Regions from separate parts of the Homo sapiens genome. Here region 1 is linked to region 2. A link is a loop called in an ENCODE intact Hi-C map of the cell type or tissue named here. Cell type or tissue: Panc1. All regions are shown on one strand. Each heading gives the region's core, and the rest is flanking DNA. Links, peaks and the distances in the headings are about the cores only. Region 1 overlaps PEX14 (peroxisomal biogenesis factor 14). Region 2 overlaps CASZ1 (castor zinc finger 1).

Region 1 (5,374 bases), core at 270-5,269, 160 kb before region 2:
GTTTACTTTATGCTTGTGTAAAGTGGGACTTATGACCTTGATCAATCAGGATTTGGCCTGAGTCAGGTTGCAGGGTTTTAGAAAATAAGTCTGTCTTCCCCTGGTCAATCCATGTTCCTAGGGTATAGCCCTCTATGGGTCCCAACAAAGAACCTAAAGTTCTTCATGGCTCCTTTTCCTTGGTGGGGTGAACCCTAATTTTTGTTTACTGCTGTTGAACTTTTACAAGCTATTTCATCTCAGTTAGACGCAGAAAGCCTCTCAATGCTGTTTTGATTTGAATTTCTCTTTTGAACTTAAGAGCCATTTTTATTTCCATATCTACAAATTGACTATTCATGTATTTTACCCTTTCTTAGGATTAGGAGATTAATGTTTTAAAATGGATTTATAATTTTATATTCTCAACTTTGGATCTTAAGCTCTAGCCTTACTCAATTTAAAAATTGTAACTGAGTGCAATGGCTTGAGCCTGTAATCCCAGCTACTTGGGAGGCTGAGGCAGGAGGATTGCTTGAGGCTAGGAGTTTGAGACCAGCCTGGGCGACCTCATTGCTACAAAAAAACACAAAAATTAGATGGGTGTGGTAGCACATGCCTGTAGTCCCAGCTACTTGGGAGGCTGAGGTGGGAAGATCTCTTAAGCCCAGGAGTTCTGCTTTGTGAACTCCATTTGTTTATTTATTTACATGTCTGTCTATTTACTTACATCTCTCTAGTCCATCTGAAGATGGACAAAAGCTCTGCCTCAGCATCTTATAGGGTATTTGCTCACCTTTCTGCAGTTCCCTTCTCACTGAGATCTTGGACTCTCAAGTCTTGGTTGCCTTGGCAGCTCCCCAGTACTTTCAATCAGTTTGTTTTTCAGTTGTTCTCAGCAGTATTGTTGAACTTTTACAAGCTATTTCATCTTGGTTAGATGCAGAAAGCCTCTCAGTGCTGTTTTGAGTTGAATTTCTCTTTTGAACTTAAGAGCCATTTTTATTTCCGTATCTACAAATTGACTATTCAGGTATTTTACCCTTTCTTGGGATTAGGAGATTAATGTTTTAAAATTGATTTATAATTTTATATACTAAGGAAAATAGCCCCATGTCTGGGATTTGTGTTACAAATATATGCTATTAGTTTGAAATTTGTCTTGACTTTGTTTATGATGCTTTTGTCCAGGCAGAATTTTTTTATTTATCTATCATTTCTTTTATGACTTCCTTTTTTTTTTTTGACGTGGAATTTCACTCTTGTTGCCCAGGTTGGAGTGCAATGGCATGATCTTGACTCTCTGCAACCTCCGCCTCTTGAGTTCAAGGGATTCTCCTACCTCAGCCTCCCGAGTAGCTAGGATTACAGGCATGTGCCATCATGCCTGGCTAATTTTTTTGTTTGTTTGTTTGTTTTGTTTTGTTTTGTTTTTTAGTAGAGACGGGGTTTCTTCATGTTGGTCAGGCTGATCTCAAACTCCCGACCTCAGGTGATCCGCCCGCCTCGGCCTCCCAAAGTGCTGGGATTACAGACGTGAGCCACCGCTCCTGGCCACCAGTATTATTTTTTAAACCTCAAGTTGTTTTTTTTTAAGTAATCAGGAATTTATTTCAGTGTATAGAGTATAAGGATTCAAGTTCAGTTTTTTCCAGCTAATAAAATAATCCAGCATCCATTATTGCAAGGGTTGACACACTTTTTCTGTAAAGAGCCAGATAGTAAATACTTTAAGGTTTTGCAATTTGTATGGTCTCTGAACACTACTCATCGCCACTGTGGTAGCACAAAAGCAGCCGTTGACAGTGTATAAACTAATGAGAAATAAAACTTTATTTATGGACACTGAAATTTGAATTTCATCTAATTTTCATGTATCATTAAATTCTTTTTTTGCCTCCTAACTTTAAAAAAATGTAAAAACCATTCTTAGCTTGCAGGCCATCCAAAAATAGACAATGGGCTAAATTTGTCTCCCTGGCTGTAGTTTCCCATCTCTGCAGTTTTTCTCCATTGATTTGCAATGAAGCTTTATCCTATGTTAACTTCCTGTATATATCTGGACGTACTCTGTTCACTTGAAATGTTTCTTTGTGTCCAATGTCACACTATCTTACATGTTTTATTATCTGTTAAAATTAATTTTGCCTCAGCATTTTTTCAATTATTTGGAATTTTCTTGGCTATTCTTATTTCTATATAATTTTCAAAATTAGCTTGCCCAGTAAAAAATGAAAAATAAAGATTTTTTTTTAGACAGTCTTGCTGTGTCACCCAGATTGGAGGGCAGTGGCATGATCTCGGCTCACTGCACCCTCCACCTCAGGAGACTGAAGTGGTTCTCCTGCCTCTGCCTCCCAAGTGGCTGGGATTACACGCATGCACCACCACGCCGGGCTAATTTTTGTATTTTTAGTAGAGACGGGGTTTCGCCATGTTGACCAGGCTGGTCTTGAACTCCTGACCTCAAGTGATCCGCCTGCCTCATCCTCTCAAAGTGCTGACATTACAGGTGTGAGCCACTGTACCTGGCCTAATTTTCTTATTTTTTGTAGAGACGGGGTCTCACTATGTTGCCCAGGCTGGTCGCAAACTCCTGGGCTCAAGTGATCCTCCTGCCTCAGCATCACGAAGTATGGGATTACAGGCATGAGCCACTGCACCCAGCCATGTATCTTTTTCGTTACTACTTTGAATGGGATGTATTCTTTCATTATGTCTTTCAGCCAGTTCTTTAATTTGAAGGCAGTTTTTACATACTGATTTTGAATGTTGACACCTAGCTAGATACTTATATTGTTTATGGTACGTTAATTCATGTCAGTTTTTCCAGGTGCTATATGTAAATAACACTCTCCCCTCTTCTTTTCCGTTGCTTATATCTATTACTACTTTTCTTGTCCAGTTGCATCAGCAAATACCTCCAGAACAGTGATAAATAAAACTGATGATTGTGAACGTATGATGTGTTTCTGATTTTAAATAATATGCTTTTATATCTTTTTAATAAAAGATGATGTCAGCTTTGGAGAGTGACACACATATACACAAGTAGATACTCTTCCCCCCCCCCCCCCCACTCCCACTAACAGATAATCATATTCAGGAAGTATTCTTGTATTCTTATTGTATTAGAGTTTTTACTAAGAATGGATATCGAATTATATCTAATGTCCTTTATCACTTACAGAAATAATCATATAATTATTGTCTTTTGATCTAATATGATAAAGTATATTAATAGATAACAGTGAATCATTATTATATTATTAATATGAATTCCAGCCAGTTGTAGTGTAGTATTTTTTAAATGTGCTAGATTCTTTGTGCCATTATTTTATCCAGCAGTTAGCAGAATAGCCGTAAGTATGTGTTCAAGCCCTCAGAGATGATGAATTTGTTCATGCCTTTGTGTTCATGCCCTCAGACATCATGAATTTGAGGATATTTGGAAAAATTAAGGTAGAGTGTTTTTTGTTTTGTTTTGTTTTGTTTTTGAGACAGAGTCTCACTCTGTTGCCCTGGCTGGAGTGCAGTGGCGTGATCTCGGCTCACTGCAACCTCCGCCTCCTGGGTTCAAGTGATTCTCATACCTCAGCCTCCCAAGTAGCTGGGATTACAGATGCACGTCACCACACCTTGCTAATTTTTGTATTTTTTGTAGAGATGGGGTTTCACCACATTGGCCAGGCTGGTCTCGAACTCCTGACCTCAAGTGATCTGCCCACCTTGGCCTCCCAAAGTGCTGGGATTTACAGGCATGAGCCACTGTGCCTGGCTTTGAAGTAGAGATTGATGGAGATCTAGTTTATTTTCGTAGTATTGGATGCATTAAATATAAACAGTGCTAATATTATAAATATCAAATTCTAAGCATTATAGTACTAAAGCAATATTCATGCTTTAGTAAAATCATGAATACTAATTATAATAAATGTGAAAAGTATGTAACTATTTTTTACAAGTGAGCCATGAAGTATGTGATAGTTGTGCTTTCTCTTTTGTAAAATTTTTTTTTCATAGAGTTAATGGACTCTATTTGGGGATGGGGCAGATTGCTTAGCTGTGTACTTATCACTGATTAATCCTCACTCAGCTCAAGCTGTAAAATTCCCCTCGGCACCATCAAAGACATCAGGCAACTTACTGTTTTCTTGGTGCCATTTCTGGAGCCCTCTGCCCGCCCTCCCACTGCAGTCTGGACTGCGCTCTCTAGACCTGTTCCCCAGTTGTCAGCCTTTCCCGATGACTCTGGGAAGACCCTTTTCTCTATCCTGTGGTTGAGTTCCTGTCTTCCAACTTCCATGTGGTCTTTCTTGGATTGCTTCTTTGGGTTGGTAGAACAGATCCTCCAGTAGCTTCCTGAGAAGGTGTGCATGGGAGGTAAGCAGCTTTTTTAGATCCAGTATCTGAAAACATCTTTAATGTGCCTTCATGATTTCATCTTTAGGTTGGCTGGGTTTAGAATTCTAGGTTGGAAATGATTTTTTATTAGAATCTTGAGGACATTTTCCATTGTTTTCTACCTTTCTGTGTTGCTGCTGAAAAGTCTGAGGTCATTCTGATTCCTGATCCTTTCTATACAAGCTGTTTATTTCCCTCTGAAAGCTTTACCGCTTGTCTTTATTCTACATATTCTGAAATTTCACAGTGATGTACATGAGAGGGTCTTTTAATGTGAAATCTTCTTGTATTATTTCTTTAATAATTTCCTCTCCTTTGTGTTGTATATTGTTTTTTTAGAACCTCGATAGTTGGATGGTAGATGTCCTGGCTTGACCCTCAAGTATTTAAGAAAATATATTTTCTTTCCTATCTTTTATCTTTTTTGCCCTACTTTATATGTAATTTCTTCTAATAGTTTGTCTTCTAATAATTTTTTTTTCCAATGTTTTTCCTGGGTATTGAATGATTTTCTGCTCTCAGGTGTTTATGAGAGTTCTTTCTTTTCTGTGTGTGTTCCCTTTTTTCCCCCACATTCCATTCTTGTTTCATTGATGCAACATTACTTCTTTTCCTCTGATAATTAATTTCTGTTTCTTCCAAGCTTTTTTGTTTGTTTTTGGATGGCTGTTTTTCATTTTCTTTTTTGAGACGTGGTCTTGCTCTGTCGCCAGGCTGGAGTGCAGTGGTGCGATCTTGGCTCACTGCAATCTCCACCTCCCGTGTTCAAGCGATTCTCCTGCCTCAGCCTCCTGAGTAGCTGGGACTACAGGTGCACGCCAACACGCCCAGCTAATTTTTGTATTTTTAGTAGAGATGGGGTTTCACCATGTTGGCCAGGATGGTCTTCGATCTCTTGACCTTGTGATCCGCCCGCCTCAGCCTCTCAAAGTGCTGGGATTACAGGCATGAGCCACTGCACCTGGCTCTGTTTTTTCATTGTTAAGTTTTC
Region 2 (5,374 bases), core at 283-5,282:
GGGAAGAAGAGGGGCCAGGGCAGCCTCTTCGGGTCCGCCCAGCTGCCACTCCCACCTGTCTCTTCCTGTGTTTCTCCTGCTGTATCTTTTACCTTGAGCACCTGTTGACAGAGGCCACCTAGGGAAACTGAGGCACAGCAGAGCATCTGCTCGTTAAGATGACACAGGCATCTATGGAAACGTTGGAACCAGGCATCCGCTGTGTCTGGGCAGACACCTGCGTCTTGGCCCCGCCCCTTCGCAACCTGCACTGAAGTGGGCCGTCAGCTGTCACAGCCACCGTCTCCCCTGAGCGGCTCAGGAGGCCATGAGGGCTCCTCAGAGGACCATGAGGCTTCCTTTACCCCATGGCTTTAGGGAGAACAGGCAGGAGAGTGAGTGTTGACGGGCACCCCATTCTCAAACGCCAAGGGGGAACTGGAGAGGAAACAACATGTTTTGCTGAAGACACTCAGTAAAGGATGAGAAGGTTCTGGTGCCACGCAGTTCCAAACTCAAGGCCAAGGGGCAGAAAAAGATTCCCTAAAGCAGCCTTCCGTCCCACACGGGCCAGCGAACAAGGGGAGCCTACAGGGCACGGACTTAGGGACCGAGTACCTTCGAGGGCAGATCTCTTTCCATTCAAGCTCGAACATTCTGGGTGCTCGGAGAAGGCTTCTTCTATCTTCCTATCACCTTCCCAGAACTCCTCCAAGTTTCCAAGGACACTGAAAACTGGGTGCTGGGAGCCCAAGTGGGCAAGGCCCACTCACAGGGGGGCAGCTAAGAGGCAGGTATCCAGTGAGCACCAATTCGGACTGGCCCAGGGCTCCATGTCTGCCCCCAGCAGAGCCGTGGTGGTGGCTGAAGGTGGTCCCATCTCACTCGACTTCCATTTCAAACATCCCTGTCTCCTGCCCCAGCCCAGCTGCCTCCCTCTGGCATTACTGCCACAGGCCTCTAGGAAGAGCTGGCGCCAGGGCTGCATGGGGCAGACACTCTCCCCCCCAAAAAGGCCTGCCCCCGCACCCCAGAAACAGGCCCAACAGGATGCCATCCGGGGGAGCTTGGAAGCCTTCCGGGAAGAGCACTGCCCTGGCACCAGTCCTGCGGGAAGGAGGTGAGCCGGGTCTGCCACTGTCTGCGCTCACCTGATGTGCGCCCACGGCAGCTGAGCACCAATGGGGTGTGCGTGGGTGCAGACGGGAGGTGCGCATCATGGCGCCAGGAGCCAGAGGAGGAAGGGCAAGTGGCTGGGAGTGGCAGCAGGCTGGCTGGTCACTGAACAGTGCCCTGGCTGTAAACCGGACGTGGGAAGGCCCCGCCTGCCAGTGTGGATGGTGGGTGGGTAGGGGGACAAGAGGAAGGGTTTCATCTGAACACCCAGCCAGAGGGGCCCACCTCCCCCTGGCCTGTCCATCACCACTGCACAGTGAGTGGGGGCAGGCCTTGCTTCTACTTCACTTGTGCCCATACCACAGTCACTCACAGATACAGCCTCCTAGGGGGCTCTGGGGTGTGGGGGCTCTCACTGTGCCATGATTTAGAGCCCCTTTAAAACCAACCCATCTGTGCATTAAAACCACCCATAAAACAGAGGAGCCACTGGCTGTGGCTCTGAGCAGTCTATTCAAGCCAGGCGCCAGCCTCTCACCTGCTGCCTCACCCCTGCCCCGGTGCCCAGCCTGGGGGCAGCACATGCCCTGTTGGACACGGCAAATTTGGGTGGGGTTAGGCCAGCTTCCTGGCACTGGGCAATGGGGTCCTGCGCTTTGCAGGTGCCTTTCTCATGGCTTAGAGGAAAGGACCCTCCAGGGCATCAAATCAGCAGCCCTGGCTGGAAGCTGCCCCCATCTCTGAATCTTCCTTGGCCCTGTCTCCCACTCTCTTTTCTCCATGGCCTGGGTCCTTCAGGACTAGATGCCCAGGAAGCTCATCCAGCGGTCACATTTCCCTCTAACTCCCCCTGCAACCTGGCTGCTCTCACGGTCAGCTTCAGTCCACCCGTCTCAGGTGGCCTCCCCAGTTCAGCACTGCCTGGGTCATGTGCCCCAGCCCCAGAGCCCACCTTCTCCTCTTCTTTGGGGGTTCTTCCCGAGTCCAAACCATGCCAGCAGGGGTTCAACCCTAAACTCACACCCAACCGCTAGCACCTGCCCCAGCCTCCCATATCACTTTGGATTCCTGGTGAGGACAAGTCCAGTTTTCCAAACCGACCTTGGAGCTCTTTGACCACAGCACACTTTGGGAGAAGGTGGAAGAGTCCTCCCCATCTTTGCCAAAAGAGGTGTCAGGCTAACGTTACACCAGCTTTAAAAATACCCCAGCACACGATCCACAGGGTGAGAGCAAAGGCCACGTGGTCAGAGCCGGGCTATAAATAGCCAGCAAATCATTTCCCAGAGCCACGGCCCCCTCCCCAGCACCAAGAACCTTTCTGAGGAAATCAAAGTGAACGCAACTGTTACCAAGTCACTACTAAAATATTTACCAGCCTGGCGAAGTGCCGAAGGTGCTTGGCACCGAGTGTTTGCTTATTTACAAGGCTGTTTTAAAGGGTAGAAAGCAAAATAAGGTAACCTGAGCTATTAAACCCGGGGGCCAGGTGGTACCTACCAGCTGTCAGCCACCCCAGGCATGTCGGGAGCTAGAACAGTCCTGGTGGAGATTCCCTTGAAATGGGTCAGGAAAGCAGAGAGAGGCTTTGGAGCCCAGGAATCACCTAGCCCTCAGGGGTAGGGGCTCAGGGAGTGGGAGCAGAGAGTGTTAGAGGTTAGAGAAGCACTTCTCCCCCAGCCAAAGCAAGCAGGGCCTAGCACGAGCTCCAAGGTTGCCCCTGGTCTTCGCTCAGAGGGGCACCCCAAGGGCACTGCCCAGCCAGAGGCAGGGGCAAGGGCCCTGGGAGGGAGAGGCAAGGCGGGGAAGAGGAGGCAGAGGAAGGCAGGTGGGGGGCTGGCTGGGAGCCTCGGAGGATGACATAAGGGGGACACAGCCAACCTGGGGAAGAGAAGGTGCTCAACTTCTCTCTTTCTCCTCTTTCTCTGAAGTTTCCTTGTGGTTTGAATTTAATTTTGATTTTCTCAACTTCAGCAGATTGAAGTTGAAATAACCTACAAATTACTTAATGTGTTGTAAATCTGGGGGAATTCAGGAGTAATTGGGACCACATGTTGGCCGGGAGGGAGCCCACAGAGGACGGAGGGAAGCAGCCCTCGCAGACGTGCAGGTGGCTGTTCTTCCCTGGAGGGAGGGGGCTTGGGCTCCCCTCGGTGGGGGTAGGATTCCCTAGTTGGCCAGGGAGCCCTGGATGGATACGGCGAGAACGTGTTAAGACCAAGGAGTGACCATGTCACTGCCCAGGGCAGCCCGGTGACCGTGGACACAGGGCGGCCAAGTAGGCTGGGTGCCAGGCGTCTGCCAGGCCCCTCCACCGTGCCAATGCCAACACCGTGGCCGCCTCCCGCTGCATGCGTGTGGCTGTCAGCTGAGCTCCCCTCCCGCCCTCCCTCTCCGGCAGGCTCCTCTCAAGTACTGAGCCATATGGTTCCAGTTAAGCTCCATATTTTTCCTTGTCGATTGAAGAGACACACTTTCCTCTTTGCCAGACAGTTTGCAGATTGCTCTGTTGGCTCAATTTCTTATTGGATTTCTCAAAAAACCTGACATTTTAAATTAATTTACAGCCACAACAAAAAGAGTTCAGAATTTTAATGGTGTTGTAAGTAATTTTTAGGTAATCCACTCCAGATTTTGATATTAACCTTTGAAACTGGAGTTCATTCAGCTACCATGTTACAATCCAGTCACACTCCAGGCCTGGGGGAGGCCAGGCTTGGGGAGGAGGTGGAAGCCAGGTTCTGGAAAGCCCTTTTTTTTTTTTTACTAGGAGACCCCAGAGAGGATGATCCTGGGGAACCCTGGACAGGTGAGTGACAAGACAGCGGCAGTGGGGTGGGGAGGGAATGGCAAGGGGGGCCTGAAGACAGCAGGGCAGGTGTAAGAGAGTCATTGAGGGGGCCAGAGGGCCTGCCGAATGTTCTAGAAGGATGGGCCGGACTTAGGAGGGGGCAGCATCCTCAGGATCCCTTAGTAGCAAGAGCAGGGTGAGGCTCCACCTCAGTGCACTAGGAAATAATGGTAATAGCAATAATAATGACAGCTAGCATTTGCTGAGCAGTCACTATCTGTCAGGGGCTGTACCATCTCATTGATGCCTCCAACCACCTATGGGGCAGGGCCTATACTATCACCACCACCACTACTACCAGTACTACTACTACTGCTGCTACTACCACCAGCATGACCATTAATTGTTAGTGTTTATGGAGGGCTGACCGCGTCCCAGGCAGAGTGAAGTCGGTTTTATAAACCACCTCATTAAACAGCAACAGAAACCCTGTAGGAGACACCACTGTTCATGCCCTCATTTACGGAGGAGGAAATGAGGCTTGGGGAGGTGAAACCGGGTCTCCCCAGCTTGGGGCTACTGACCAACAGCCACGCTCTGGGATGCCGCCATCCTCAGCCTACTCCGTATCTCCTTTCAGAAGATGCTATGAAATACTCATGGCCATCACAGTCCTCCTGGCTGGAGCCGGAGGGAGGAGGAGGGCGGTGTAGTCCTCCAGGCTGGCCAGGCTGGGGCCGGTGGAGGATGCCACCTTTTCCTCGTGCCGCCTCAGGCCAAGCTGAAGGCTGCATGCCAATCCGGCCAGAGGAAACACCGGGCACGGGGAATGGAGCCCTCGCCAGCGTCTTTACTAGGCCCTGGCGCTGTGCGGCCCCTGCCTGGGTGCGGTGCCAGCTCACTACACCAGCAGATCGTTAGCATTCCTTTCCTGCAGGAGCTGCCCAGGGCACCCAGGAAAGGAGACATGAAGATGAGGCCCAGCCAAGGCCGCTCTGGTCCCTGGGGGGTCCTTGCTGCAGCAATCACCCAGGCCCTGAAGAGAGGCCAGGGAGAGGCTAGCATGGGGGTGTTCAGAGGCCCAGGGGGTCTTCCCTGGCCTGCTCCGTGTCCTGGGGGAAATGGTTCAGGGAATGAATCAGCACCTGCCAAACCCACTGAGGTGTCAGGTAAATAGCACCATGTGGGGCTTCCTGGCCAGTTTCTCTATCACGAAAGCCAGGACGGAGGGGAGGGAGACCGGGAGAGGTGACTGGCAAGGTTTTCACTTTACCCACTCTGGAAGAGAACACAGCCTGTGAGTGAGGAGGACTGAAACGAAGGCAGAGGGGGAGCCATGGGCGCCAATGTCAAGCCCAGCCCACCAGGGAGGGTGGCATGGAAACAGCCTGGAGAAGGAAGAGGGAAAAGGGAGAGGTGGCCAGGGGTAGGGAGAGGCCCGCGACCGTCCCAGGCCTGTGGGAAGCTGGGAGACCAGGGCGTCTTGCA

The links. Hi-C counts contacts between places; a loop is a spot of excess contacts. Peaks named below come from ENCODE experiments on the same cell type or tissue, not always from the same donor. Only the 100,000 strongest peaks of a DNase experiment are listed, where the experiment ranks them.
Region 1: a loop joins it to region 2, with 6 times the contacts of the local background. A loop is called at or near these places in 1 of 110 quality-filtered maps.

What each region holds. Positions count from the first base shown.
Region 1 is chr1:10,565,282-10,570,655 of GRCh38, forward strand. The region is part of intron 3 of PEX14 (peroxisomal biogenesis factor 14); the gene reads left to right. Among named protein-coding and RNA genes, the nearest start is that of PEX14, 93 kb to the left of the region's middle. In Panc1, for the core only: no CTCF peak of the experiment used is centred there; no DNase peak of the experiment used is centred there.
Region 2 is chr1:10,721,871-10,727,244 of GRCh38, forward strand. All of the region lies in intron 2 of CASZ1 (castor zinc finger 1), which reads right to left. Among named protein-coding and RNA genes, the nearest start is that of CASZ1, 72 kb to the right of the region's middle. In Panc1, for the core only: no CTCF peak of the experiment used is centred there; a DNase peak (open chromatin) is centred at 2,471; H3K27ac peaks cover 3,187 bases.